Regions from separate parts of the Homo sapiens genome. Here region 1 is linked to region 2. Evidence: read pairs that join two places in POLR2A ChIA-PET (ENCODE). Cell type or tissue: PC-9. All regions are shown on one strand.

What was found. ChIA-PET counts read pairs that join two places held together with the same protein. Peaks named below come from ENCODE experiments on the same cell type or tissue, not always from the same donor. Only the 100,000 strongest peaks of a DNase experiment are listed, where the experiment ranks them.
Region 1: POLR2A ChIA-PET joins it to region 2 with 6 read pairs; 1 of 35 experiments calls an interaction of 5 or more read pairs at or near these places.

Annotation. Positions count from the first base shown.
Region 1 is chr1:148,150,996-148,153,495 of GRCh38, reverse strand. It overlaps NBPF11 (NBPF member 11), which reads left to right and starts at 1,215. Exons shown (of 24, transcript NM_001385469.3): 1 at 1,215-1,746. RefSeq lists enhancers at 1,295-1,404, 1,425-1,624. In PC-9, no CTCF peak of the experiment used is centred here; a DNase peak (open chromatin) is centred at 1,215; H3K4me3 peaks cover 1,719 bases; H3K27ac peaks cover 805 bases.
Region 2 is chr1:147,713,816-147,716,315 of GRCh38, reverse strand. All of the region lies in intron 2 of LOC105371230 (a long non-coding RNA gene), which reads left to right. The region is part of intron 1 of LOC102723321 (a long non-coding RNA gene); the gene reads right to left. Among named protein-coding and RNA genes, the nearest start is that of ACP6, 45 kb to the right of the region's middle. In PC-9, no CTCF peak of the experiment used is centred here; no DNase peak of the experiment used is centred here; H3K27ac peaks cover 1,297 bases.

The DNA.
Region 1 (2,500 bases), 440 kb before region 2:
ATTGTGACATTTTACCTTTCTCTGACTTTATGCCAAATTTACTTCAACTTCTAGCATCTATCGTTCTCATTTAGGAACAAATATGTATTTCACAAATGTGGAAATACAACCATGAGCCAAACAAAACCAAATCCTGGACTTACGGAGCTGATGGTAGATTCCCCAACATAACCACTTGATTACAGTTTTATGCAATGTGATGGGAGTAAGGGACCACCGTAGGGAGGTCAGAAGTTGCCTCTCAGAGGTGGAGACTACAGCTGTCGTCAGAAGGATGAGGGTTGGAAGAATCTTCAGGCACAGAGCAAAGCATGAGCAAAAGCTCTGTGGAGTCCAGGAAGCTGAGTAAATAGGGAATAAAAGAGGCCAGTTTGGCTGAAGCAGAGAGAGCAGGATGGAATTGGTCTGACCTGTAAGAAGACATGGAGAGGTGGGCAAAGCGCCTGGCCATTCAGGGCTTGGTTAGTTAGGAGGTTTTGTCTAAGAGAACGGGAAGGTGTTTAAGTGGTTTGGGCTGGGAAGTGACAGGGTCACATTACATTTTGAAAAAGCCACTCTGCCTGTTGTGTTGAGATTAGAGAGGCGATAAAGGGGATATGGGTAAACCACAAGGAGACTAGGTCAGTAGTCCCTCCACCCCCACTCCCCAGGTGAAGGTAGCCTAGACTAGGGTGGTGATGGAGGAGGTAGAAGAGGACAGATTCAAGGAAAATTTGGAAGGTAAAAACCAGTAGGATTTGCTGATGGACGGAATATAGGAGGGGAAAGGTAGATTATCAGGGATGTATCTTAGTTTTCTTATAGAAGATGTATTTAGTTGCAATGCAATTGTTAATTGAAATTGACTTTAAATAATGGCACGACTTAAAATTATGCAAACATTTGCCTTAGATAAAATTTCAAGTTTTCAAAGTTTTTAGCTGGGTAGATGGCATGGCTTTACTTCATATTTCTTGGTATTTCCTAATCTTGTTAAAAAAAAAGTTTTTCTTTTTCTCAAAGGCTTATTTCAGTGGAAGCCCATCTGCGAAATCTGTTATAAATTTAAATTAGAAAATAAATACAAGTGCCATTGACACGTTGGTTATTGTTTTTGCGAGTGACCTAAGGCCACCTCTCGCGGGAGCTGGGGGCTGCCTTCCGACTCCTGTGCGTCTGCGCCGCGGGCCGAGCCCGGAAGTCAGACTATGGGGCGGTGCGGCAGCGCGAAGCCTGCAGTCCTAAACGCGGGGTAGCTCCGGGCTTCCGAGGGGGTGTGTCTCCCGCCTCTTTAACCTGGCAGGGGCGGTTCAAGTGGCCGGGGAAATCAGCGAATTGCAGGGTCAAGGGCTGGTGCTTTGAAAGAGAGGCGGAGGGGAGAGAGGGATTTTCCCGTCCCCGCTGCGCTCTGTCCTCCATTACTCCTTTTCTCGGCCCGCGGCCCGAACCCGCTGTGCGGTAGAGGCAGCCGGGTCCCTTTAAGGCCCAGCTGCGCCTGTGCCTTGGGCTCTCCTGACACGGCCCATCCGGACCCTGAGGAGCCAGCGGGCCGCAAGCAAGTTGCTGGGCGGCGGTGGAGATAGCGGCGGTGCTGGGAGGGGTAGGTGAGGGTCGCGAGGCTGCCTGAGCTTCTGAGTGAGCCTGGTGATTTTGGGAACGCGGGACGGGCGACCTGCGGCGCCAGGAGCGGGGCCGAGGTACGGCGGCACGGCTGCAGCCTGGATGGGAAGTTCAAGTTTACTGCGAAGTCCACCCAGCGTTCCGGAGGTGAGGGCGCCGCGCCAGGCCGGGCGGGAGGTGAGTCTGGGACCTGCGGGCTCACAGCTGGGCTGAGGCGCGGCGGGCTGGGCCGCCGCAAGTTTTGTTAGGCGAGCGGGGCGGTTGCGCCGGGCACTGCCGGGCTCCGCAGGGCTCCGCCGGGGCCTAAGTTCCCTGCGCTTGATTCCTCGCCTGCCGCTGCAGCCCGCAGCCCTCCTCTCGTGGGCGCTGGGGAAGAAACTCCCTGGCAGGTGTTCTGTGGCATCCCAGGGGGTGGAGGGACGGAGCAGCTTCGGGGGCACGTCTTCGGAAGTCCTGTGGAGCACACTGACTTCGCACCCCACCCTCGAGGCCGTTCTTTCTGGGAACTTGAGGGGCAAGAGCGCTCGCGCCCCTGACTTGCAAAGTTGGGGTCTTTATTGGCCTCCGGGATTCTGCTCCTGGCGGTGTCTCCAGGCTGGTGATGGGCAAGCCAGGTGTGCCAGGTCCAGGATGCATGTGAGGAGCGTTTGTAGCGATCACTGAATCATCTCATGACTAGCGGGGCAAGCCTCCAATTAACCACAGGATTTCTGGTAGGTTGGACTGTGGTGTTGGTGTTTGCAGTCCAAAGAGTTGCTGTGATTTTTCTGTGCCTGTCTGTCTTTCTTTGAGGCTTCTTAGATCATCTCATTTGGCGTCCTTTCACCCAAGAGTTAACCAAGCGAGGAATGGTTTCCTCGCTTTCCTCCTACCTTTTGCTGGTGGAGCTGCTTTCGAAAAG
Region 2 (2,500 bases):
TTTCATCTTACTCTATGGATTTGCCTCGAATTCTTTCTTGAGTGAGATCCAAGAACCCTCTCTTGGGGTCTGGATTGGGACCCCTTTCCAGGAACAAGGAGACTAAAAATAAACATCTTGTGAAGGAAAAATAAATCTCAGGATCCCAAGATCACTAAGCCAAAGGGAAAAGTCAAGCTGGGAACTGCATCAGGCAAACCTGCCTCCCATTTTATTCCTAAATAAGATAGTTACAAAGATAAAAAAGCCACATACCTCCTTCATGATTTGACCACTACGAAATTCCTTGTGAGCCTCAAGATCTTTACCCTAAAAGGGTTCTGTTGAGTTTTACCCTGACAATGTAAATTGATAGCTTATCCTCACAGGTAGGACGAAGGACAGAACTCTAAGTCATCGCTCTGCTCACCTGAGACAAATGCATATCTGATTGCTTCCTCTGATGTAAAAATGCAGATTTACTGAGCTAGACTCTTTTTCTACCCCCACCCTCATCATGTGTAAATTTTGTATTCGGTGAAAGGCTGCTCAAAAATCAAAAGTACACAACTGTTTGTCTCTTATTTATCCACACCTTTAAGAATTTTCTTCCTCTTTCCCCAATAGCTGCCCTTTCCCCTTTAAATATGGAAGCCCTCAAGGTCATCTTCAGAGAAAGGCACAGAGCTGCCTCCCAGGCACACATCCTTAACCATGGCAAAGAAAACTTTCTAAATTTATTGAGACCTGTCTCAGATATTTTTGGTTTACAATCTTAAATAAGTAACTTGTATAATGTATTAGAAGGTGATAAGTACTACGGAGAAAATCAAGCAAAGATGTAGTAGCCAACCTCCAAGATGGCCCCCAGTTCCTCACCTCCTGGAAACACACCTTGTATTTCTTCCCACATTTAATGGAGCTGGCCTGTGAGAACAATAGGATCTGGCAGAAGTAATGGTGTATGACTTCCAAGGCTAGATTATAAAAGATATTGCAGCTTCTGCCTAGCTGTCTTAGATTGTTTGTTCTGGGGAAAGCCAGCTGCCATGTCATGAGGCACACTCAAGCATTCTTGGGAGAGGTCTGTGTGGGGAGAACTGAGGCCTTCTGCCAACAGCCATGTGAATAAGCCATCTTGGAAGCCAATCCTCTATCCTGGCTGACATGTGACTATAACCTGATAGGAGATCCTGAGCCAGAACCATTCAGCTAAAGCACTCCCTAATTCCTAACCCACAGAAACTGTGCAAGATAATAAATGTCTGTTGTTATTTAAGCTATTAAGTTTGAGGGTAATATGTTATACAGCAATAGTTAATGAATACAAAAGGGACCAGGAGTGACAACGAGGTGAGGTGGGGGGTGAAATTTTAAATTGGATGATCAGAGTGGTCCTCACTTAAAAGGTGACATGAGCAGAGATTTAATAGCGGTCTGGGAGCTAGGCATGCCCATATCCGGGGGAAAGCATCCCAGGCAAAGGAAAAAGCCAGTGCAAAGCCCTGAGGAGACAGCCTGCCCAGATTTGAGGAACAGTAAGGACAGTGTGCTGGAGTGAAGAAAGGAGGGAGAAAAGTCAGAGATGAGTCTGAAAAGGTCAAGAGGGGAAGGACAGTGGCCGATCATGAGAAATGGCTATTGGATTGAGCTCCATAGAAGTCACTGTTGACCTTGACAAAAGTAGTTTCAGTGAAATGAAGGAGATGAACGCCTGCTTGGAGTGGGTTTACAACATAATGGAAAAAAGGAATTGAAGGCAGCCACTCTTTCAAGGAGTTTTGCTGTAAAGAAAAGAGAAATCAGATGCAGCTACAGAAGAAAGTGGGGTCAAGAAAAGATTTATTTTTCAGATGGGAGAAATAATAGCATGTGGGCAAGCTAATGAGAACGATGCAGTGATGATAGATGATAAAGAGACAAAGATAAGGAAAATTGCTAAGCAATATCCTTGAGTAGGTGAAAGGGGATGGGATTGAAGACAGAGGCAGAAGAGTCAGACTTAAAGAGGAGACAGAGGGTTCATCTGTGTTAGAAGCAGAAAGGCAAGAGTATATGGGACAGATATTGTAGGAGAGTAGATGTAGCGGTAGGAGGCTATGGCAGTTCTTGTCTGATTATTTATCTTTGCTTATTGGAGGAAGTCAAAGATTTTCCTGGCAATATACTGATAGAAACTGTGCATAAAATGAACCTCTAGCCAGTACATAAGAAAGACAGAAAATAAAAGTCCCAGGAGAGGAAAAACGTACCTCAGCATAGCCTGTTGTTTAGAAAAAATGGCATGGCACACAGGAGGGAATCTATAGAACTAGAATAAGAGAATTATGAATTTGACCAGAACACTGGTAATTCTCTTGCCAGACCTAAGGATTTTTATCAGTTCTTTAGCATGTCTACTTTATATCCTTTATAATTTGTGTATGCATTTATGTGTGACTTAGCCATATGGTAAAGATATAAAATTCTAACTCCAGAATATGGGCTCAATTATTCTTAATTAATTCAGCCATCTTCATAA